Regions from separate parts of the Mus musculus genome. Here region 1 is linked to region 2. A link is a loop called in an ENCODE intact Hi-C map of the cell type or tissue named here. Cell type or tissue: left cerebral cortex. All regions are shown on one strand. Links, peaks and the distances in the headings refer to the core of each region. The heading gives the core; the rest is flanking DNA. Region 1 holds the start of Zfp114 (zinc finger protein 114). Region 2 holds the start of Zfp180 (zinc finger protein 180).

Evidence for each region. Hi-C counts contacts between places; a loop is a spot of excess contacts. Peaks named below come from ENCODE experiments on the same cell type or tissue, not always from the same donor. Only the 100,000 strongest peaks of a DNase experiment are listed, where the experiment ranks them.
Region 1: a loop joins it to region 2, with 12 times the contacts of the local background. A loop is called at or near these places in 2 of 42 quality-filtered maps.

The regions. Positions count from the first base shown.
Region 1 is chr7:24,170,491-24,182,293 of GRCm38, forward strand. It overlaps Zfp114 (zinc finger protein 114), which reads left to right and starts at 4,532. Exons shown (of 4, transcript NM_001029933.3): 1 at 4,532-4,659; 2 at 5,619-5,676; 3 at 7,260-7,386; 4 at 9,883-11,803. The coding sequence starts at 5,662. The coding sequence ends at 11,498. In left cerebral cortex, for the core only: CTCF peaks have their summits at 4,770 and 6,198 (motif pointing left); DNase peaks (open chromatin) are centred at 4,603, 4,728 and 6,034; H3K4me3 peaks cover 1,038 bases; H3K27ac peaks cover 584 bases.
Region 2 is chr7:24,074,294-24,086,096 of GRCm38, forward strand. It overlaps Zfp180 (zinc finger protein 180), which reads left to right and starts at 7,604. Exons shown (of 5, transcript NM_001045486.2): 1 at 7,604-7,945; 2 at 11,133-11,213. The coding sequence starts at 11,163. It also overlaps the pseudogene Gm36694. In left cerebral cortex, for the core only: no CTCF peak of the experiment used is centred there; DNase peaks (open chromatin) are centred at 7,532, 7,994 and 8,771; H3K4me3 peaks cover 2,223 bases; H3K27ac peaks cover 1,487 bases.

The DNA.
Region 1 (11,803 bases), core at 2,456-7,455, 94 kb after region 2:
CGGAGCTCTTGACTCTAGCTGCATATGTATCAAAAGATGGCCTAGTCGGCCATCACTGGAAAGAGAGGCCCATTGGACACGCAAACTTTATATGCCCCGGTACAGGGGAATGCCAGGGCCAAAAAGGGGGAGTGGGTGGGTAGGGGAGTGGGGGGGGTGGGTATGGGGGACTTTTGGTATAGCATTGGAAATGTAAATGAGCTAAATACCTAATAAAAAATGGAAAAGGGGAAAAAAAGAAATTTTCAAAGTCCTTAGTCATCAGGAAAATGAAAAATAAAACAATTTGGAGGTCCCATCTTACACCCATCAGAATGGCTAAGATCAAAAACTCAAGAGACAGCACATGCTGGTGAGGATATAGGTTGAGGGGAACACTTCTTCATTGCTGGTGGGAGTGCAAACTTATACAACCACTTTGGAAATAAATTTGGTGGGCCTATTAACAGTGTCCTTTGCATTACAAATGCTTTGCAGGTTCATGAGGTCCATCGATCAATTGTTGATCTCAGAGCCTGGACCATTGTTTCCTGTACCAATGCATTCAAGAGTACTTCCCACTTTCTCTTCTATGAAATGTAGTGTATCCAGTTTTATGTTGATATCCTTGATCTACTTGTACTTGAGTTTTGTGCAGGGTAATAAATATGGATTCATTTGCATTTTACTACATGTAAACTTCCAGTTAGATCTGTACCAGTTATCAAAGATGTTGGGCTAACCAACCCCATAGATCTCAAAGTTATTGGATTGCCACCTGGATTCACCACATGAATGGTCACTTAGCAGACCCTTATCTCTACCCAGATGGCAAGTTTCCAAAAACCCAAGCAACCAACTAAAACTAAAACTGCCCTGCTCTTCATTCCCAGTGGGCGGGCTCTCCTGGGAGGCTTAAACTCAGAGCAAAGGACCTTGTGAAGGAACAAAACCCTCAGAGACCCTGGAACCTAACCTGGACTCTAAGCAATGCATCTATGGGGGATATTCTCCAGCAGCAGCACAAAGTTGCCCCAGCAGGTACCTGGTTTCCCTATTTAATCTTTGACTTAAATGATCAGCTTACACTCACCAGGGCTGTGGGATTCCTGAGTACCCATCACTTTTTTGTTTGCCCTGGATGCAAAAGCAATGACAAGGCCTGGCGACAGCAGTGGGGGGTGGGGGGAACAGAATCTTTCTTCTGCTTCTTCTGGGACTGCATGACACAATTGGTGGGATCCCCTTGTCAAAGTGGACTTCATTCAAGTGAGCCAAAAGTCTGATGACCGGATAATCTCTATGGGTGTTAGATCCCCTTGTCATCCAGTGATGGACGCTGGTAAATATAACCCCATCTTAATTAGGTTGCAGACTTGGGGGAAAAAGGCTGCAGACTGGGAGTTGAGAAAAACCTGGGGGCTCAGGATTTATGAGAAAAATCATATTGTCCCCAAGGACGCAGGTGCCCTGTTCAATCTAAGAAGAGTCAGACAGGTGCAGGAAGTGCTCTAAAAAGATCTCAACAGCCCCTGTCCCCACTAACTTTTTCTCTTTTCCCCAGTGTTAAGGGGTTGGGAGGGATTGGTATAGAGAAGGGTGGTAGATATAAGAACCCAAATAAAGTAGCCAAAGCCCCTGGCTACAGAAAGTGACTCTGGGGCAGGGGGTGGGGGGGGGGGAGAGGAGGAGACAGATGCAGAAGATTTGGAGGCAGACACAGAAGGAAATATAGATGAGTGGGGGAAGGAGCAGAGAGGTAAAGGGCCAGCCACATGGTGGGTCAGGTTGTAGGCTAGAATAGTCAAATTAAGTCTAAACCCTAGCTGAGAGACTGCCCTGGCAAAAGGCCTAAGCTTTAAACTGTATAAAAGTCTCAGCCTCTTTCTTTATACTGCAGGCAGGTCCAAGAAAATCCGGTTATATGACATGCTTTTGTTATGTTTTGGGGAGGGTGTGGGAGTAAGAGGGTGCAACTCTGTTGAACTGTCCTTCAGGCAAGAGACTTATTGACACATTGCTGCAGCGTGCTGGGGTCTGAAGTAGTGTTTCAGCCACGCTGAGACAAAGTAAGACAAAAGAAAGAAGACGAATTGTCTTTCTACAATTTGTAGTTTATTTGTATTAATGAATTCTCTCTCTCTCTCTCTCTCTCTCTCTCTCTCTCTCTCTCTCTCTCTGTGTGTGTGTGTGTGTGTGTGTGTGTGTGTGTGTGTGTGCACACCAGTGTGCTGTAGCACCTGTGGTAGAGGCAGATGTAAACTACAGGGAGTCACTTCTCTTCTCCCACTGTGTATATTTCAAGGATTGAACTCAGGTCCTCAGGCCTGTACCTGCCAAGACATTTGCTGGCCACGGGCAGCATCTCTTGTTTCTGCCATTCTGAGCCTCCAGACTAGCTGGCATGGAGTCTAGTTGCCTGTTGCATTCGGACAGTTTGCTTGAGTACATACAGTGTGAACTGTCAGGTGTGCCATCCTTTTTTATTGTTAGAAGCCATAAAGAGTGTTTTTGTCGTGTCTGTAGGTTGTATTAGTGTTGAATAGTTTGGAACACAGTATTAGATACAAGTTGAATCCAGTGTTCCTTAAATATTGTACCGAGAACTCGAGGTTTCCAGCTTTAGCTTACCCTTTGTTCCCAATTAATGGGTGTGTGTTTGGATGAGGAAGAATTATGGCACAAACACAGGGTGCCATGTCAGGTGTCAGTACTACCACTGAGACACACACACACACACACACACACACACACACACACACACACACACACACACACACACTGGGGGATTCTAGGCAGGGGCTCTACCACCAAGCCATGACCCCAGCCCCTCACTGGGGGATTCTAGGCAGGTTGTGGATTGAGTGAGAAAGCCTCCATAAGCTCATATATTTAAATGCTTAGGCACCTGCGAGTGGAACTCTTTTAAAAGATTTGGCGGATGAGGATATAGGGTCTTAGGCCTAATGTCTCTTTTTCTTGCCTTCTGCGTATGGATCAATATATAAGTCTCAGCCACTTCTTCAGCACCATTGCCAGCCTGCTGTTATGCTCCTGACAGGATAATGGACTAAAGCTCTGAAAGTATAAGCCAGACCCAAGTTACATGCTTCCTTTTGTCAGAGTTGCCTTGGTCATGGTGTTTCTTCACAGCAATAGAATAGTGACCCAGATCGTCCATGTTCTACTACCAGGTCATACCCCTAGCCCCTCACTGGGGGATTCTAGGCAGAGGCTCTGCCACTGAGCCACACCCCCAGTCCCTCACTGGGGGATTCTAGGCAGGGGCTCTACCACTGAGCCACGCCCCCAGCTCCTCACTGGGGGATTCTAGACAGGGGCTCTACCACTGAGCTACACCCCCAGCCCTTCACTGGGGGATTCTAGGCAGGGGGTTCTACCATCAAGTTATGATCCCAACCCCTCACTAGAAGATTTTAGGCAGGGCTCTACCACTGAGCCTTTCCCCAATGCCTTACAGAGGGAATCTATGAAGGGGCTCTAACTCTGCTGCCAGATCAGGCTCCTATAGCTTCACAGTTGAAGTTTTAACGTTTATATAGAAATATAATATGGGACTTCATTGTTTTTCAAAAGTATCAATAGCAGTGTGTGATGGCCCACACTTTTCAGCCCAACACTAGGGAGGCAGAGGCAGGCTGATCTATGCCTTAGAGGCCACCATTGTTTACGGGAGGGGGTGGGGAGTTCCAGAACAGTCAAGTCTACATACAGAGAGATGTTGTGTCTCCGGGGAGGGGTGGGGGTAGGGGAATCAAAACAACAATAACAAAATATCCATATTTGTCTTTCGTGATGGCTCCATGATAGGTTTCAAATCAGTATTCAAGAGACTAGGCCTAAGAACTGGGCAAGTTCAGGAAAGCCCATGCAAGTTAGAAAAACAAACAAACAAACAAACAAACAAACAAACAAACAAGTCAGGCAGCTAGTCAGAAACTAGAAGGTGCCCAGCCACATAGCCTGAATCTAGGACGATGGGTCAGCAACAGTTTCCAGCCCCATGTCTCAGTAATGGTTCTGGAATTTCCGTGGAGATAGAGTAAGACAAAGCCCACTTATCCTAGGATTCCTCAGCAATAGTTTCGGGCCCTCCACGCCCTGGTAATGGTTCTAGAATACCTAAAGGTGAAGTAAGACAAAGCGCACCTATCCTGGAACTCCCCTAATGTGCTTCAAATTGGGCTTACAATCACACTTTGGGTTCTCTCCTTTTTGGAATGAGGGATCCCCGCTGGTCTTCTGCTGAATAAAACACTCTTTGCTTTTGCATACTATTTGAGTCTACAAACAACGGCAAACAACAGGCCCTGACAGTGGCATTTCAGAAATGAATAAATCGAAAAGCAACCCAGGAGAGCAAGCTCCCCCTTCCTCCTCCTCTCCCGCTCCACCAAAAAAAAAAAAAAAAAAAAAAAAAGATTTCCGGGGGCCCACTGTAGTTAAAACAGCTTGGAACTTATTGATGGTTTTAGAGAGCTGGGGAATGTCATTACAGAAGGGCACTATAGTTTGGCGCTTCTACTGAAGCATTCTGGGAATTGTAGTTCCCACTCCAGGCGGTCAGACTCTTCTGCAAGCGGAGGCGGGCTGGTAGTGCTTCTGGAGATGTGAAAACTTGGAGCGTCCTGCGGCCCTTCGTGTGTGCTCGTGCTAACGGTGTGTCCCTTGGAGAAACAAGTCCACGGACAGGGAGAACTGGGGCACCGATGGCGATGGCGGCGGCAGTGTCTGAGTCCCCTCTTGCTGGGCTCAGCCCCAAGCGGTGCTACCTGGTCCTACTTCCCCTGCTTCCGGAGGGGAAGGAGGAGTCCGAGGGAAGAATCTAGCATCCCAAGGGAGCATGGGGGAGGAGTTGTGATGAGAGGTGGCCTGAAGCCTTAAGTGGTTTGCAACTGGTTTTTATGCGATTTTTTTTTTGCATTTTTTAATTTACTTACTTATTTCCTTAGTGGGACGTGCCACAGCTTGTGTATGAAGGAGATCAGGAAATACCTTGTGGGAGTCCGGTCTCTCCTTCCACCATGCGGGGTTCAGAGACTGAAACTCAGGTGGTCTCCCTCGTCTGTAGTCACCATTATCTGATGAGCCATTTCCCAGGGACAAACTCCCTTTTCCTTAGAGAGGGTTTTTATATCTCATTATTTGCATGCACATGGAAACAGAGACTTTGTGGGGGGCTCGTGCAGATGAACAGCATTTAATTTACTAGTATTTAAACCTTTTAGTGTGAGAGACAGAGCGGAGGACTATCATTCCTATGTATGGAAACAATTGTGTGTAAGAGCTGTCACATTAACAGACCCTTCCGAGAGCAGTGATCAATCATGACGCAGTATTCGTCAGAGTTCAGAGCTTCTTAAAGATTTGTTTTTCTGGGAAGCCCACTAACACAGCCAGATTTGTGAAGGCAATAGTGCCCAGCACCCAGAAATAGAGAATGTGGCCTTTTCTAAGCCCCAGCTGTGAGCAAGGTGAGGCATGGCACTACCTATGAGTAGAAACTAGAAAGAAAAGCCTGGCCAGCGCACACAGCCCTTAGGACTGATGGAGAAGCTGAGGAAGCCATGTGGCCCAACTGTCCTAGCAGTGTTCTCATGAAGCCCCTCCTCCCCCAGCTTGCTTCCCAGAGCCCTGCCTTGTCTCAAAGAGAAGAGAACAATGACCAAGTTACAGGTAAGTCGGGTTGCTTCCCCCATGCCCACAGTGCTAGGGATTGGAAACAGGATCCCTGCATGCTGGGCAAGTGCTCTACAGCTGAGCCTCTCTGAACTGCATGAAGGAAGAGGGGAAGTTGCTGAGAAGAAAGGACTGGAAGGAGGAGAGATAAGAGAGGACGGTGGGAGCCTGGCATGTTGGCACACGCCTTTAATCCCAGCACTTGGGAGGCAGAGGCAGGAGGATTTCTGAGTTCGAGGCCAGCCTGGTCTACAAAGTGAGTTCCAGGACAGCCAAGACTGCACAGAGAAACCCTGTCTCGAAACAAAAACAAAAACAAAAAAAGAGGACAGTGGGAACATGTGCTCAAAGTGCAGTGCACACAGGAAAGTGTAAAAGGATGACTAAAAAGAATTCAAAAAAGTGGGCTGGAGAGATGGCTCAGTAGTTAAGGGCACTGGCTCAGTTCCCAGCACCCACACCTGATACTTACAACTGCCTGTAACTCCAATTCCAGGGTGTCCAGCGCCCTCTTCTGGTCTCTCAGGGCACCTACACACATGTACACACAGGGCATGCACATACATTAAAAAAAGTCTTTTAAGTTTTCCTACATTTTAAAAGTGACATCGTTTTCCACTGCTCACCTAATTTTATCTTACAAATACATATAAATTCTCCCTATTGGTGTGGTTCATGAATTTTGATCATTTTAAATTTTTGTATTATTATTATTGTGTGAGGATGTTGGTTGTGGACATGCAAAAGCATGTATGTAGACATCAGAAGACATGTTTTCAAACTTGGGCTTTGTTCTTCCACCTCACTGAAGCAGGTCTCCTGTTTCTGGGACTCTGTGGAGACAGGCAGCTCCCTGGTGCTCATTAGCATCCATCCTAGCCTATTTGGCAAGTTCTAAGGCGCGGAAAGACCCTGATGATTCAAAAACAACAAAAAGAAAGGTTGCCAGCACCAGGGGTTCTCCTTCATCCTGTACATTCATGTGCACCCTCATGTACTTAAGTACACTGACATGTATGCACACATGTATACACACATGCACACAGACCTCTAGCCACCCTCACTTCCTGCACGGGACGTCCTGAGCATTCATTTCCTGAACAACCAGGGAAAGTGTACGGCTGCCACCAAGTGCACGGCTTCTGTGGTTGATCCAACTCAATCGATGAAGAGACGAAGAAAGGACAGACACACAGACATGTGTACAGACAAGCTGAGAGCAAAAGCCATGTGCTCTGATGGAGACACACCAGCAACCCTGAAACTCAGCACATTTATTAGACACCGCTGAGCACCCAGGAACCATGGTTCAAGAAACGGCAACATGAATACAAATGCACAGGGGTATTTTACATGGTGTTCAGCCAAGCTCTCCAGCTACCTGGAACCATCAACTCCAAGGAGTTAATGTGTGTTTTGCTAATAACAGTGACTATATCCCCAGTTAATTGGCAGGCAGTAATTATTCCTGGTTCTCTATTCTCTGGCCTAAACTGGACACTTTTAAAAATATTGGGTACTTTGACAATTGATTAAAAATAGCAGTTTTTCTGAAACATGGAATGTGCTTGCCGTCACAGGAGGCAGTGACATTCAGGGACGTGGCCGTGGTCTTCAGCGAGGAGGAGCTGGGGCTGCTGGACGCTGCTCAGAGGAAGCTGTACCACGATGTGATGCTGGAGAACTTCAGGAACCTCCTGGCAGTGGGTGAGGACGGGGCCCTGTGTCCTTGGTGATGTCAGAGTTCACACCCGTGTGTCTGTTGCACGCCACTGCTTCCCTTTTAGGGTTACTTATTTTGTATTTTATGTGCACGTGAGTGTTTTGTCAGCATGTGTGTCTGTGCCACATTCACTCATGATGCCCACAGAGGCCAGAAGAGGGCATTAGATCCCCTGGACCTGGACTTACAGATGGTTGTGAGCCAGCATGTGGGTGCTGCACACACACCCTGGGTCCTGTGGAAGGGCAGCCAGTGCTCTGAATCACTGAGGCATCTCTCCAGCGTCCACTTCATTTTTTTACAACTGCATTTTACAAATAGATGCTGCGCTTTAAATGAAATTTTAAAAATATTTCTTTTTGAGTATGAGTTTGCATGTGTGTGTGTGTGTGTGTGTGTGTTTCCTTAAAAAGGAAAGAATTTTACTGAGGCTTGATACCACGTTTCTGAGATTTAGTTCATTATCATGGTGGGATAGAACGGTAGCAGAGGTTTTATATTTGGATCTAAAGGCAGCAGGAAGAGCAACACTGGTTCTGGCTTGAGGATTTGAAACTTCAAAGCACACTTCCTCAAACAAGGCCACATCTCCTGATCCCTGTCAAGCCTTGGCATTCCCTGTGTGCCAAGCATTCAAACACACGAGCCTGTGGCAGCCATACCTATTCAAACCACCACACACGCCTTGGCCCCCATAGGCTTGTAGCCATATCAGAATGCAAAATGCATTCAGACTAACCATAAAATCCCCAGAGTCTGTTATAGTCTTAACACTGTTTAGAAGTCCGATGTTTAAAGTCTCTTCTGGGACTCATGCAATCTCTTAAGTGTAACTTTCCATAAAAAAATAAAAGATAAAAACCCCAGATAATCCAACATACAGTGGCACATAATATATCCTTCTAAAGCAAAGGAGGTGGGGCTTAGTGAGGAAAGACTGAACCAAAAATAGAACAAAACCGATGAAAGCAGGGGCTGGGGAGCTGGCTCAGCGGTTAAGAGCACTGACTGCTCTGCCAGAGGTCCTGAGTTAATTCCTGGCAACCACATAGTGGCTCACAACCATCTGTAATGGGGTCTGATACCCTCTTCTGGTGTGTCTGAAGACAGCTACAGTGTACTCATAAACATAAAATAAATCTTAAAAAACAGAAACATGATAGCAAACTCTAAACCCTGCATCCTCACATCTGACATCTAAGTGCCCTTGAGATCTCCACCTCCTCCTTTCAGCTCTGTGGACTGTAACACATTTATGTGGGGGGTGGGGAGGCTGGTTTCCACCCCTTGTTAGTAGCTCTTCTCAGCAGGCATCCCATGGGCAGGCATCCCATGGTGATCACATCTCTGACCTCTTGGGGTCTCCAAGGCAATCCAGGCTTCACCCTCACAGCTTCACATAATGGCCTCTCCAGGGCCTCCATGCGGGGACACCCCCTCCCCCAACATGCCTGACCTCAGTGGCTTTCCTTAGCGGCAGGGAGTTTCCACAGCCCCTTTCTTGTGTCCTCGACCCAGACCGATAAGTGCCACCTCCAGACGCCCCAACACTGCTTCTGCTCTTTGTCTTGTGCTTCCTCTCTGCCATCCTCCGGTATGATGGAAAAGTTCCATCAAACCGCGACCAGCCTCACACTGTTGGCCTCCCATTTCACTCAGTAAACTCTTGTTTTCAGTTTTTTGTTTTCTGGCGAGGTCTTGCTATGTAGCCTGGGCTTGCCCTGGATTTGTGATCCTCTTGCCTCAGCTTCCCAAGAGTTTCGGTGACAGGCTTCATTCCCTGTGCCTGACTGGAGCCTCCCCTTCCTAGGGCCTCACACTCCAGCTCTGCCTATCTCCTTTTTTTTTTTTCCCCTGCTTCTGTCTTTGTGTCTTAGCTGTTAGAGCTTACTTCTCTCTGCCCAGAATTCTCTTCCTGGTAGAGTGCTGTGTGCACCCCCCTCTGTCTCTCTGTCTCGGGGTGTGTGTGTCTGTCTGTCTGTCTCTCTCTCTCTCTCTCTCTATCTTGCCCTCCCTCTCTTCCCCTCCCTCCCTCCCTCTCTCCCTCCCTCCCTCTCTGCATTCATCTGCTTGGGAGCCCTCACAGGCCCTGCTTTACATGTGTCTCTCGCTCAATCTCTCCATTCTGCACCTGCCTCCGCTGGTGTCTGAGCACCACCACACCTGTTACCACAGAGTTAGTGCTTCCTTCCCATTATCCTTCTTCAAGGCTACACACAGGCTCTGTGAGTCAGGTGCTCAGCAGAGGTTGAAGGTGACTTGAACCTTCTTCGCTTCTGAGCTCATCCTAAATTTCTCACTATGGTTGACAATGGCCTTCTTTTGAGTGGATGCTCTCCCTGTAGACCTTGTTCCTCAGAGGTCTCAGACAGTCACCTTTGATGCTGGTCTCTAGTTGATGTTTCCAGAGAGCAGTGAGGACTAGGACCTTCGATGTCCCCATTCTTGCTGATAACACCTTCTAATCTCTATTTTTTCAGGAGGCCAGAGTCCAGGCAAGACGACTCATCTTCACACAACAGGACTGAGGTTTCTTTCACTGGGGCGGCTTCCGTGCTGGCAAGTGACAAGCCATGATGCCAACAAACTGGCCGGAGCTCCAGAAGCTGTCATCAGCATTCAGGGGAAGGGTCCTCACCTCCTGGAGCAGTGCCACTTCCCCTGCCACTGGGGAGCAGAGCAGCTTCCCCAGGCCTCCGAGGATGCCAGCTGTCCGGAGAGTCCCACAAACAGCCATTCCAGCATTATTGAAAATCAGGAATTTCTGTCTGGGAGGGCTCAGAGTTCTTGGGGTAAGACACATCTTAGCAAGAAACAGAAGCCTCAGAAGCAGTGTCCGAAGACGCTGGTGAAAACGGAGCCTCGGCAGTTGCTTCCGGGTGTTGACACGCTGAGTTGCATTTCCCACCATAACAACGCACTGCATAAAAGAGACAAAGCCCACAGCAGTGGTGACTGTGGCAAAGTCATTTTTCCAGTGTCACCCAGCACCCAGCATCATGTTTACATAGAAAGGAGGGTCTACCAATGCAGCAAGGGCCAAGAAGCCTTGACTGACAGACCCAATCACGAACTTCATCAGCCTGTGCTAGTAGGGGAAAAGTCCCCTGTACGTAGTACACATGAGGACACCCCCATTCAACAAAGTGTTCATCCAGGAAAAAAGCAATACTCACGTCACAAGTGTGGCACAGGCTTCAGCAAGAACGCACATCTTCAGACTAACCAGAGAGTGCAAACGGGCAAGAAGCCCTCCCACTGCGACAGCTGTGGGAAGGGCTTCAGCCGCACCTCAGATCTCAACATCCACTGCCGCGTGCACACTGAAGAGAAGCCTCACAAGTGTGAGGTGTGTGGGAAGGGCTTCACAAAGTTGTCACACCTCCAGGCCCATGAGAGGATTCACACAGGAGAGAAGCCATATAAGTGTGGAGACTGTGGCAAGCGCTTCAGCTGCAGCTCGAACCTCCACACCCACCAGAGAGTCCACACTGAGGAGAAACCTTACAAGTGTGACGAGTGTGGGAAGCGCTTCAGCTTGAGCTTCAACCTCCACAGCCATCAGCGGGTCCACACAGGAGAGAAGCCATATAAATGTGAAGAGTGTGGGAAGGGTTTCACTTCAGCCTCAAGCTTCCAAAGCCACCAGCGGGTCCATACAGGAGAGAAGCCATTTGTCTGCAGTGTCTGTGGGAAGGGCTTCAGTCGGACTTCATATCTTCAGACTCATCAGAGAGTGCACACGGGGGAAAAGCCTTATCAGTGCGACAGCTGTGGGAAAGCCTTCAGCCAGAGATCCCATCTCCTAGTCCATCAGATAATTCACACCGGGGAGAAGCCGTTCAAGTGTGAGGAGTGTGGGAAGGAATTCACCCAGAGCACAGGGCTTAGTATTCACCAGAGGGTCCACACAGGAGAGAAACCCTACACGTGTCAGCAGTGTGGGAAGGGCTTCAGTCAGGCCTCACACTTCCAAAGACACCAGAGGGTCCACACCAAGGAGAAGCCCTATATCTGCGGCATCTGCTGTAAGGGCTTCAGTCAGAGATCGCATCTCGTCTACCACCAGAGGGTCCACAGTGCAAGGAATCGCTAGATGTGTTCTGCCATCAGATGGACTCCATGCTCCTCCTGATGGTTAAAATTGCCCCAAAACCCAGAGGATTCAGAGATTAACAGGGGGCTGCATATTATTTTATTTAACCCTCAACTCATTCTCCTACTGGGATCATTATGAAAAGTTCCTTATTTAATTATAAAAGGAAGAATTGTCAATTGTCAGGAACAGACAACTGTCAGGAACAGCCTCATACTTGTGCTAAGATTTGATAGTATGGGTAGTTAATCAAGATTGACAAAGAGCTCGTAGCAGCTATATGTGAGAAATTAACAACAAATATC
Region 2 (11,803 bases), core at 4,475-9,474:
AGCCTGGTGAATTCCAGACATTCTTTGAGCCCATTCTTTTTTCAACTCTGTGTGTGTGTGTGTGTGTGTGTGTGTGTGTGTGTGTGTGTGTGTGTTGCTTCTCTTCCCAAACCCCCCTCCTCTCTCTTTGAGACAAGATCTCACTGCATACCCTGGCTGTCCTGGAAGTCACCACGATAGATGAAGATGACCTCAAACTCACAGAGACCCACTTGCCTCTGTCTCCTGGGTGCTGGGATTACAGGCATTTGACACCCTGGCCAGCTCCATTCTTTGTCCACTTCAACTAGGTGCCTTGGTGCCCTCTTGTAGCCTCCCTCAGCCTTGAAGCAGGCTGATCCAGACTTTGACCTTGCTGCCACTAAGAAGGAGATTACCTAGGGTGGAGCCTTCCCACCTAGATGGTTCTATTGTTCTGTCACCTGCTGCTGCTCTCCTCCAAGACACTGCTACCTGCTGAGAGGCCCCTGAGATATTCTGGAGGCACATCCTATCCTACATGTCACCTGCAGGCTGGCTCCAGACACCAAGAATGGACTGGGGAGGGGGATGGGCCTTCCCCCTTTAAAAGCACAGTTTCTGAGTAAAACTGTGGGCCTTGATCAGAACCTTTGTCTTGGCTTCATTATCTTCTCTTACAATCTAGTCTCTTTCATCCCCAGCCTGCCTCCCAGGTGTACCCAGTTCATGTAGGCCACAGGCCAGCTTACAACACCCTCTATTGATGGATGTAGTCAATGAAAAACAACTTGGGACATCTGCTGTCTCTGAATCTAGGATTCTGAAAGGAGGAGCCCCAGAACTCAGAAGGCTCTTTAGAAGTTGGCGTCTAGACGAGACCCAACTCTTTTCTTTCTTTCCTTCCTTCATTTTTTTTTTCTTTTATAGTGCTAGGATTGAAGGAACCTGGTGTTGCAACAAATCTCCAACCTCAACAAGCCCATGCAAGTAAAACACAACTCAATTAATATGAATACAAGCTGCACACCTAGATTGGGCCAATATATCACTACACTACTATATTCCCCATCTATGAAAACCCTGCTATTTGCAGTTTCTCTAGGCCACGTGCTTCTGCTCCATCTTCCTCCCCCCCCCCCTCTAACTTTTCAGTTCCACCTTTCCCTTCCACTGACTCTAGCCTTTATTTTAAAGTTAAATGGGGAAAAGGTTCACTTGAAGTCACCTGAGTACATGAGACAGCCCCTCTTGGGGAAGCAGAATTAGCATCAGAATACAAACAACACCAGGGCAATCCACAGCATTCTGGATCCCCAAACATGCTAGGCAAGCTATCTACAACTGAGGTATATCCCAGCCCTTCTAGTAACAAAAAAAAAAAAAGTTTGTATTGCTTTTATGTTATGTATATGTGTGTGTGTGTGTATGTGAGTATGTGCACACAAGAGTGAAGAAGGTTCTAGAAGAATCTAGAAGAGTGCATCAACTCCCCTGAAGCTAGAACCAACTGACCTGAGTGTTGGGTACCAAATTCTGGTCCTCTAAAAGAGCAGTAGAAAGTGCTTTTAATCTCTGATTGTTTTTTTTTTTGTTTGTTTGTTTGTTGTTTTTTTACTTTTTTTTCAAGACAATTTTTTTCTGTGTAGCCCTGGCTGTCCTGGAACTCACTCTGTAGACCAGGCTGGCCTCGAACACAGAGATCCACCTGCCTCTGCTCCCCCAGTGCTGGGATTAAAGACATGTGCCACTATGCCTGGCTACTTTTTCATTTTAAAAAGTTTTACTTTTTGCAGGATGGTGGTGGCACACACTTTTAATCCCAGTACTCAGGAGACAGAGGCAGGTGGATCTTTGTGAGCTTGAGGCCAGCCTGGGCTACAGAGCAAGTTCCAGGAGAGCCAGGGATACACAGAGAATCCCTGTCTCAAAATTAATTAATTAATTTACTTTTCATCTTAAAACAGGGTCTTTCAAGATGTCCATGTAGCCTTGTGTGATAGCCCAGAAAAGATTTAAACTGTAACCTTCTCGCCTCAGTCTCCAGAGTAGCTAGGACTACAGGCCAGTAGCTACATGCCTGGGTCCCCGCTCCATTTTACAGAAGAGAAAAAGTTTCATGAAGGATAAGGAGTAAGGCCACCCACAGCTCATGACCACAACTTAGCTCCTCCTCTATATCACAATGGTCTGTCTCACCTGAGACATGATGGGAAGAAAGTCCTGAGGACGAGGAAATGTTCTGAAACACAGCACCCTGTCCTTATATCTCACCCTAACTTTTGCTCTGGGATGTGGTTTGCTTTCTCTAGACAAACCAAAGACTGTGTATGACAATGCCCCAAAGCCCGAAGGAGAGGCCAGAGGCAAAAAGGTGGGTGAGCTCCCCGGATACTCTCACTGCTCCCATACTTTCTGTCTGATCCTTCCACAGTCCAGCAGGATGTTTCTACCTCTTAGGATGAGAGGGTACCATAGCCACACCCCCCCTTCTGTCTTTTTCTTACTCTCTTTCTAAACATCTATATGTATATGTGTGCGTGTGTTCCTATTGATTGAACCAGCCTTAAGCAGGCTAGATTAGCTTTTACCACTGAGCCACGCCCTCAGCTCCTCACTGGGGTGATTCTAGGCAGGGCTCTACCACTGAGCCACGCCCCAGCCCCTCACTGGGGGATTCTAGGCAGGGCTCTACCACTGAGCCACGCCCCAGCCCCTCACTGGGTGATTCTAGGCAGGGGCTCTCCCACTGAGCCACACCCCCAGCCCCTCACTGGGTGATTCTAGGCAGAGGCTCTACCACTGTGCCATGCCCACAGCCTCTATGATTTTTCCCCACTCATTTTTCCCAGATGCCACCACTACCACGTGTCTCCCCAGAGCAGTTCTATGAGGTAGGTTGGACCTGCTGCAGCTTGTTAAAGAAACTGTGTAGGAAATATGACCAGAGGATTTTATGATTATCAAGGCTGAGAGTTGTTTCAGTCTAACTAAACCTTTCTCACTGCAAGCAGTTCCAGGGATGGGGAGATCATGGCCCAAGGCCACACGGGGTTCCATATCTCATGGCTGCTTTGTTGTTCCTTCCAGCAGGCCTTGCTTGGGGCTGGATTGCAGTGAAGTGGCACTGGCCAGAAACATGATGGCAGGAGGAAGTTAGGAGGGGAAGGTGCTGACTTAAGAGGAAATAATGACTGGGGGGGGGGGGAGAGGGAAGGAGGGAGGAAGAGGGGGAGAGAAAAAGAGAAATTTTGAGGGAAGGAGGGAGACGGAGGGAAGGATGGAGGGAGGGAGAGAGCGAGAATGTTACAGAAGAGCAGTGAGTTGGGAGTTGTAGTTGTTCCTCCACTTGGGTTCTTTGTAGAACCCTGAACTGGGTGTACTCTCCCCCTTTTCTTTTCACACAGATTCTGTCTCTCATATAGCACTGGCTGTCCTGGAACTCACTATGTAGACCATGATGGACTCATACTTACAGAGATCCACCTGCCCTGGCCTCCTGAGTGCCACCACTGCCTGGCTTCTCTGTGTCCTTGAGGAGTATATGTTGACATCTTCTGGTCCATCTTGACTATGGGTCTCATTTGACTTCTTTACTTACTTGCAGAAGAAACCACCTTCCGCAGCTCCTGAGGGTCCCAGGAAGCCATTGCCCCAAATCTCGAAGCAGCCATTGGTGCCCCCAGGACCAGGCAGAAATGAAGAGTCAAATTATGAGGTATTCTGATACTTGTATTCTGATGTCACGCAATCTCTGGCAGATAGAGACCTGTACCTTTTGTCCTCTGCTAATGAGTCTGTAGTACAAATGTTCAACAGAGTTTTTCTTTAAGAACCTTCTCAACTGTAGGGCCTGAGAAGATAGCTCAGTCCTAACGCCCACATAGAGCTGAGCATGATGGCATGTGCTGTACTCCCATTGCTGGGGTGGCAAAGACTGGTGGAACCCTGAGGCTTGCTGGCCAGAAAGCCTTGCAGAATCACAGGTTCTAGGCCAGGGAGACTGTCTCAAAAATAAAACAAAGTAACAGCAATAACACCAAAGCAAATCAACACACTCAAGGTGGACAGTTTCTGAGGAACAACATCTGAGGTGAATGCTAGCTTCCACACATATGCACCCACACATGCACAAACATGTACATACACCTACACAGGTACAAATGTGTGCAAGTACACAATGCATTCACATGTACTCACATGCATTCACATGTACACACATGCACCACTCTCACAAGACTCTTTTCAATTCTGTTTAATTTCCTGTTATCTAGTTCATTTCCAAAACCTGTCTGTTCACCCCATTTGCTCCATCCTGTTTCTTTAGAATCTCTCTCTCTCTCTCTCTCTCTCTCTCTCTCTCTCTCTCTCTCTCTCTGTGTGTGTGTGTGTGTGTGTGTGTGTGTGTGTGTGTGTGTGTGCTGTTGTTGTTGTAGACAGGGTCTCTCAGTGTAGCCTTGGCTGGCCTGGAACTCCCTCTGTACGTGAGGTGGGCCTCAAACTCAGAGATAGACCTGCCTCTGCCTCCTAAATGCTGGGATTAAAGGTGGGTGTGCACTACCACCAGCCAGCTTTCTTGTTTCATTCAAAGCCAAATAGAAGCAAAAATCATATGGGATAGATTGCAGTATCTTTGCAATCACCTGCATCTGGGGTCTTTGCCATGTTCATTAAATGCAAAATCCAGGTCTTTTCATGAGGCCTGGGAACTATATAATGGTGCTAACGTCAGGAGGTGAGGTGTTGTGGGGCCACCTTGGAATCTGTCTGTCACAGTGGGCAGGATCATAGGCCATTCCTAGAGATACTAGTATGATTGTAATGCAATGAAAAAGGAGGGATATCTGAGAGTAGTGATAAAAACCTCAGACCTATCCTGAAATAAGTTATGTCCCATTCATGTGACTACCTTTAAGCTGTTCCTTTAGTGGGGAATTTTATTGTCTCATTCCTGGACTTCAGGGTTTGCTACTGGAGCAAATGGTTAATGGCCTAGTTTCTGAGTGGAGACAAATGGAATTTAAAAGGTTCCTTCAAAGAATTTTTGTATCTTGAATTATTTTTTATCACTACCCAATATTTTATGTCCTCCAACCTTTATAAGTAATTACCAACCTCAAAATGTCTTTCTAGGCCCTCAAATATCCCAAATATATTCCGAGATACTCATAACTTAAGTTTTTATATCCTCAGACCCTGAATAAACTTTCCATCTTTTTCTATCTAATTTCTTATCATGAGATTGATCATTAGGGAACAGGAAGAACAAAAAGAAGGTACCTGGCTGTTTAGGTAACTCTTGGATGGAGCCTCGAGGAAATGGGAAATGCTAACGTCCGGGGAGCTGGGAAAACCGTTTTCCTGTGGAGCAGAGATGTAACACATTCACTGGGGAAACCTTCCCCTCCCAGAGCAGAACTGTAACACTTTCCCTGGAGAAACCCTTCCTCTGCAGCAGCTGGAGCAGAGTAGTAACACTTCTGTAAAGGAAGCCTTTCCCTTCAGAGCTGCAACATTTAACACCTATAAGCTCCAAAAAAGGAGCTGAGAAACATAGAGAGAAGTCCAGGAGGGCACAGAGAAGCTGCAGAACTTTTAGGAGGGAGCTGGGAGGTAACAGGGTCACAAAGTATAGGAGGTCCACTGAGGGGGAGTGGGTTAGGAGGGCTTAAGTAAGAGATAGAGCAGGCAGCTCCAAAGGGGAGGCAAGGAAGAGGGTAGCAGACCCAAGAGGGCTTAAGGAAACTGCATGATAACAGCTCCCAGGGATTGGTGAGGCGAGGAAGCCCTAGGAAGGAGATATGAACAAAGGCCTCAGGGGCATAAATGTCAGTGATGATAAGAATCCAGGGCATCCTAAAAGGGAATGAGAGAAATATTCTGAATCAAAGAGGAGAGGCATCCCTTTATGCATGTCACAGACCCAGTAGGGCAAGAGGAGCTTTCTGGCACACTGGTGTGGTTTTTGTAGTACTAGTAGACAAAGAAGGCAACTCTGAGGTGGCACTTGTCCTGTAGAGATGGAAAGGAGAGAGCAGCTGAAGATGGACTTGGAAAGGGGGTGACTTCAACGTGGGGGGGGGGGGCAAATGTCTTTATGCCTTATGGCAAATGCCACGAGGTCACTGGAGGGCTTACCAGGCTGCAGGAGCCAGAGAGACACTTGTGGAGTAGACAAGGAGGGACACATGGCTAGAAAGCAATTGAAGAGGCAGACTCTAGAATTTGGAGTCAAGTTTGGTGAATGGTAGGAGCCAGCAGAAATAAATGATACATACATACCTTAGAGAGCCAGATCCACAGCTTGGTTCAGAGCTGCCGAGTCCCTCAGAGGGAACTCACTTATGTCAATCCCGGGTTATGGGCATCAGATAAATGAAAAAAGAAAAAGAGGTATGCTTAAACTGTGAGGCCGAGAACAGTCAGAGGCATGGAAGGGTCTAGACTGAACGGAGCCATGAGTGGAGAGTGAGTGTGGGGGGAGAGAGTGAAAGAGGAGAGGGAGTTTCGTGACCAAGAAGGTAAACACATATAGTTAGTATATCAAAAGATATGTTTTATTATGCTGAGGGTCATCACACAAAATTCAAACTCTATGTTTCCAACTATCTCCCCAGTGCTGTTCACCTGGGTGATGTATCTTAGCTGAATGTAAAAGTGTTGGAGGTCCAGAACAGAAGTCTCTGATTCGATCTTCAGGATCCTGGGCGGAGAATCTCTATCCATAGGGCAGATCAAGATGGTGCCTCTCCAAATGTGCAGAGCAAAGCATTGCTCTAGGTCTCTGCGTGTATTACTGTCCAGTGGGGTTCTAAGACTGTATCTGGTTATTATGAGGGAGTGATGTCTCTGAGTTCTGGTTATCAGGTGTAGCCTTGGGTGGAGCAGGAGTCCTAAGCTAATTATTTTTTACATGTCTAAAAGGCATTTTAATATGCTAATTATAGGGAGCAAAAAGAGGAGCCAAAGATGGAGAGATCAAAAGTGTGGGAACCAGGAGACCTCGTAGCCAATATGTATGAGTTTATGTTGAAAGGAAAAGCTGGGGAAAGGAGAGGTTCCGGTTAGGGAGTGGGATGCTGGGAGAGCTAGCCAACATTTACCCGGATATGTTAACAGGCACCTTAGCCATTTGTCCTGGGTTTCTTTGAGACCTAACACTGACAGCTATTAAATAAAAAATCAGTTTTTAAAAGATGGGTGTGATAGTTCATACCTTTAATCCCAGCATTTGAGAAGCAGAGGCAGGTGGTCATCTGTAAATTCCAGGCCAGACAGAGTTATATAGTGTGTGGGGGATTGGAGGTGGGGCGATTAGATTTATTTATTTACGGGGTTCTGGGAATCCAACTCGTATCATCATGATTGGCGGCAAAGCGCCTTTATCTGCTGAGCCATTCTGCCCGCATGATTAGAACTTTTTGAACTGTACAACATGGACATCGCTAGTCTTCCAGACTTGGCAGTGTCAAAGCCAGCTTCAATCTTGGCTTACAAGAGGACTTTCCCATTGGCCACCACCCTGAAAGGACTGGGATGGACTGCGCAGCCTCACTCGAGTTCGAGGCCTCGCCCCTTGGCGCTGAGTTCTGACAGCGGCTGCGTAAGCCGCTGAGAGTTCTGGGAATTGTAGTTCCATTGAGCTGATAACCCCCTACTTCCGGGTTTAGCCGGCAGTGCAGCCATTTGTGTGAGTGTGTGTGTGTGTTTGTATGTGTTTGTGTGTGTGCGTGCGTGCGTGTGAGTGTGTGTGTGTGTATGTGTGTGAAGGCGTCTTCTATGGCTCAGCTTTGTGGCTGGGCTCAGTCTACACGGAGCGACCTGGCGGATGCTGACTCGAAGTGGAAGCCAGACCCCCGCCACTCGAGTCATGCCGGGTGTGCTTCAGGATCGGGGCAGGAAGCGGTGAGCACAGTTTCGTTCTGACGCTGAGTCGTGAGTGGCTCAGACCCGCCCCGGTCCTCACCACGGGCTCACGGACGTCCAGGTTGGTGTTAGATGTGGGACGCTTACAGTGGTCGATGTGCGCATGCGCAGGGTCTAGGCGGGAATCTGGACGCGTTGGTGTCAGTGACTTGGGGTTCCTGTGCCTCAGAATAGGACTCAGGGTCTCGGGAGGCTGTAAAGAGTGCACAGTTGTGCGCATGCGCGGATGGTTGGTTTTGTGTGGTGGGACTGTGGGACCGAGGATGTCCAAAAGGATGGAAAACAGGGCCTAGGCAAAGGGCAGATAATTGAAAGGCCCGAGGGGACACTAAGGTGCCTTGCGTTTTAGACAAAAAAGTTTTAAAAGAGGTATTATCGCCACAGAGAGACATTGTGGCGGGGCCTCTAAGGTGACAGGGTGTGTCACCAACAGCTCCTAATAACTGACTCTGGTGGCCCTAGGTGCATATGCAGAATCAGCTCTGAGGGTAGGGAGAGACCCTGAGGGTAGGTGCAGAGGTGGGTGTGACCTGAGCAGTTTCCTCTGTGTACGTACAAAAGTACCAGGAACTCCCCTCCTCCCCTGCGTATTTAGTGGAGAGCCTTCCAATGCACAGACTCTTTTTCCCAAAGAGAGGAACCATGCCACTGTTTCTGTACTAGATCTAAGCCCACACTGTATTCGTGAGCAAGTGTTGGTGTCGGAATCACCAGCCTACGTTCTGAAGACGTGGTTCTCCTACCTGGGCAGACACTGTTCTTGCAAGCCTGGGGGTGTCCTGTTTGTTGGAGATGTATGTGGCTTCTGTTCCTAGACCAGGCATGACAGCCAAGCAGAGCAGTGGCCGCTGTTTAGCCCAGTGAGCCAGTGGGTTTATTGTTGTTCCCTACGGAAGTATGAGTGAAGGGTTTCTTACAGGAGCAGGATGAGTCAGCTATGGCACTGAAAAGCCCACGGGAGTGATGACTCAGGGAAGCTGCGTCTCTGGAGGTGCCTACAAGACTCCAAAGCAGCTCATCTGGGCAGGGTACCTCCTCCTCAGCCTTCGCTGTTGCATGTATAATCTTAAGGAAGGGTGTGTGTGTGTATCTTTAAAGTTTCAGCTTCTGAGATCTTTTAAGTTTTGTTTGCTTCCTGAGTCTTAGGAGCCTCCCTTCTCCTTCTAGGAGGGAGCATTTCGATTCGGAGGAAATGGGTTCACACTAGAGCAGCCTGGAGGTCCTGGTTCTTGAACCAGGAGACCCAGTATTGTTTTCAGTTAATCAGTCCTTTCGACAGTCAAGTACCAGATGGAGGGTGTTAGGCAAGGGCCTAACAGAGGATTCTAGGCAGAAGGCCCTGTGCATGTCAGTGTATTCAATTAGAGAATCTGGAACTGGCACCTGAAACCTGAACACCTTAGAGTTCTTAGATGTTCAAGTTGGGTAGAAACTCCAGCTTGGAGGTAAGGAACCTATGCTTTAAAAGGCTGCCTTCTGGTTGGCAACTGGCTGGGAGAAGGCAGATGCTGTAAGCATCTTTACAGAGTATGTGTTGCTAGGATCTTTGCTGTGGCCTGTTCTGCCTTGAAGCAAGAGAATGCCTGCATTTATAGGAGAGCGGGGTGGAAGACAGGTCCCTTGGCTCTAGCCTAAGTTTGAGGACACCTTGGGAGCCAAGTGTTGAGGACCTAGGACTGGTTCTGGAGCTCCGTGCTCAGACTTAGGTAATGGTGTATTTTAACTACAGCTCTGCAGACATGCAGAACTGGTGGCCTCAGGACCATTGTGGCAGCTGTGACTTGGAGCCACAAGGGGACACAGAGTCCTATAAAAATCCGCCTAGAGCTGGGGTGTAACTCAGCTGGTTAAGTGCTTGCCTAGCACAAAGCCCCAGGTTCCATTTCTGGCACTTCATAAATCCGGTCTGGTGGCACATGACTAAAAAAAGCAGTACTTGGGAGGTAGAGGCAGGAGGATGATGCGTGTGAGGCTAGCCTAGACTACATGAAACCCTGACTCAAAGGATAAGGAATCAAAACCAAAACAAGGAAGAACCCCAGATGGGCGGAGCACCCAGGTCCTGAATGCAAATCCTTCATGGGAACCTGCTTGGATGAAAGGTGTGTGCCACCGTGCCCTGCTAGAAATGCACTTTTGACACATAGTGCTGGGATCTTGGTGGATTTTGCTGTAATCAGCACCAGTTGATTCCCAAGTGTAGGGGAAGACAGGGTCTCCCTGGCATTCAGGTGCCCAGGAAGGTGTACAGCAGGAATTACGCAGGTTGAGACTCAAGCTGGAGCCTGGTGGGTGGAGGGAAGTAGGTGGGACTGTACATTAGTGCTGGGGTGAGAATCAGGGGGTGGGGTAGTGAGAGAAAGATGGGGGCAGAGGATGTGGCATAGTTGGTAGAGTGCTTGCCAGTGTGCACAGAACACTGGGTTCCAGCCTTAGCACCACATGAGCAGCAAGGGAGTATGGAGGGGTTGGTGCCTCAAGTGGGATTGGTCAGCTGCCACCCTGCTTTCCAAGTTCGTGACATCAGATGACACAAAGACAGCTGAGCTGCAAAGGTACAGGGTCTGGTCCTGGCAGAGGCTGATATGTGCTGTGGCTGCCAGAGGTCCCCAGTTCCACGTGGGCCATTGTGTCTTTAGTTCCAAAGAGCCCTCCAGACTGATAGAGGAGGAAATCAGGTTCAAGCTACAAATTCAGAGCCTGAGGGTTTGGGTAAGAATCTGAGGAAGAGTCTGGTTGGGTGGGGGAAGGAGGGGCCTGGCCTGGCCCTGGCGGTTTGGGTAGGAAGATGGAGGCTCTGCATGTTTGCTGATGAAAGAACAGTGTTCTCAATGAAATAACTATCTGGAAAGGCTGGGGCTGTGTCCTGAATTTCCTTTATTTGATCAGTGGCTATATGGTTCCTAGGCCTGGAAAGAGATTGTCTTGAAGTTGCACACTCAAGCCAGTAAAGTACGTAATACTAGGGGGTTCTTTAAGTGCTGGGTGTTTGTGGGGCTCCCAAGACCCAATGAATGCCCTGATTGGAGCTGCACATTTAGGTACTGGGCAGATGGTCATGTTTTGAGCATGAGGTGGGCTTACAGGGTAGTGGGGATGGGGGAACAAAGTGGAACTGCAAAGATTTGACCTAGAGCAGCAACTCAGGGATTCTTGGTTAATGTCCAGTTGGGGCATTAACTGCCAGGGGGCAGGCTGGGCTGGAGAGCGACAGTGCAGGCTATGCAGAGCTGCTTTTATTTATGCAGCTTGGCACCACGCCACACCTGGAGGAGACCATGGAGCAACAAGATGATGAGTCCCTGGAGTCCCTGCAGGCCTGTGTGGAGGTGAGTGAAGCCACCCTTCCCCCAGTGGCCTCAGCAATTTCCTGCCTGACCCCACAGCCCGAGCCTTAAAAATCTCTTTGCAGTATTTTAAGGGGTGTGGTCCCTCATGGGTGGCAGGCTTTTTTTTGTTTTGTTTTTGTTTGTTGTTATTGTTGTTTTGAGACAGGGTTTCTCTGTGTAGCCCTGGCTGTCCTGGAACTCACTCTGTAGACCAGGCTGGCCTCGAACTCAGAAATTTGCCTGCCTCTGCCTCCCAAGTGCTGGGATTAAAGGTGTGCGCCACCACTGCCTAGCAGTGTGGCAGGCTTTTTAAAAGATTAATCAACGTGTATATGTGCATGTATACACATATGTCGACGGGTATTTGCCTGTATAGAAGGCACCAGATGGTAGTCTCTTTACATACATGTTATCTTGAGAGATGGCCTTTCTTTGATGTTGTAGAGCAATTTCTTCTGATTGAAGTGTTCCCTCTGGATTGGGGGGGTGGGGGGGGGGTGAAATAAAATGTCACAGAGCTGATAAAGTGGAAAGCCAGGAGGGCTCCTTCCCTGAGGATAATGGAAGCCAACGGTTACAGAGGAAACTCT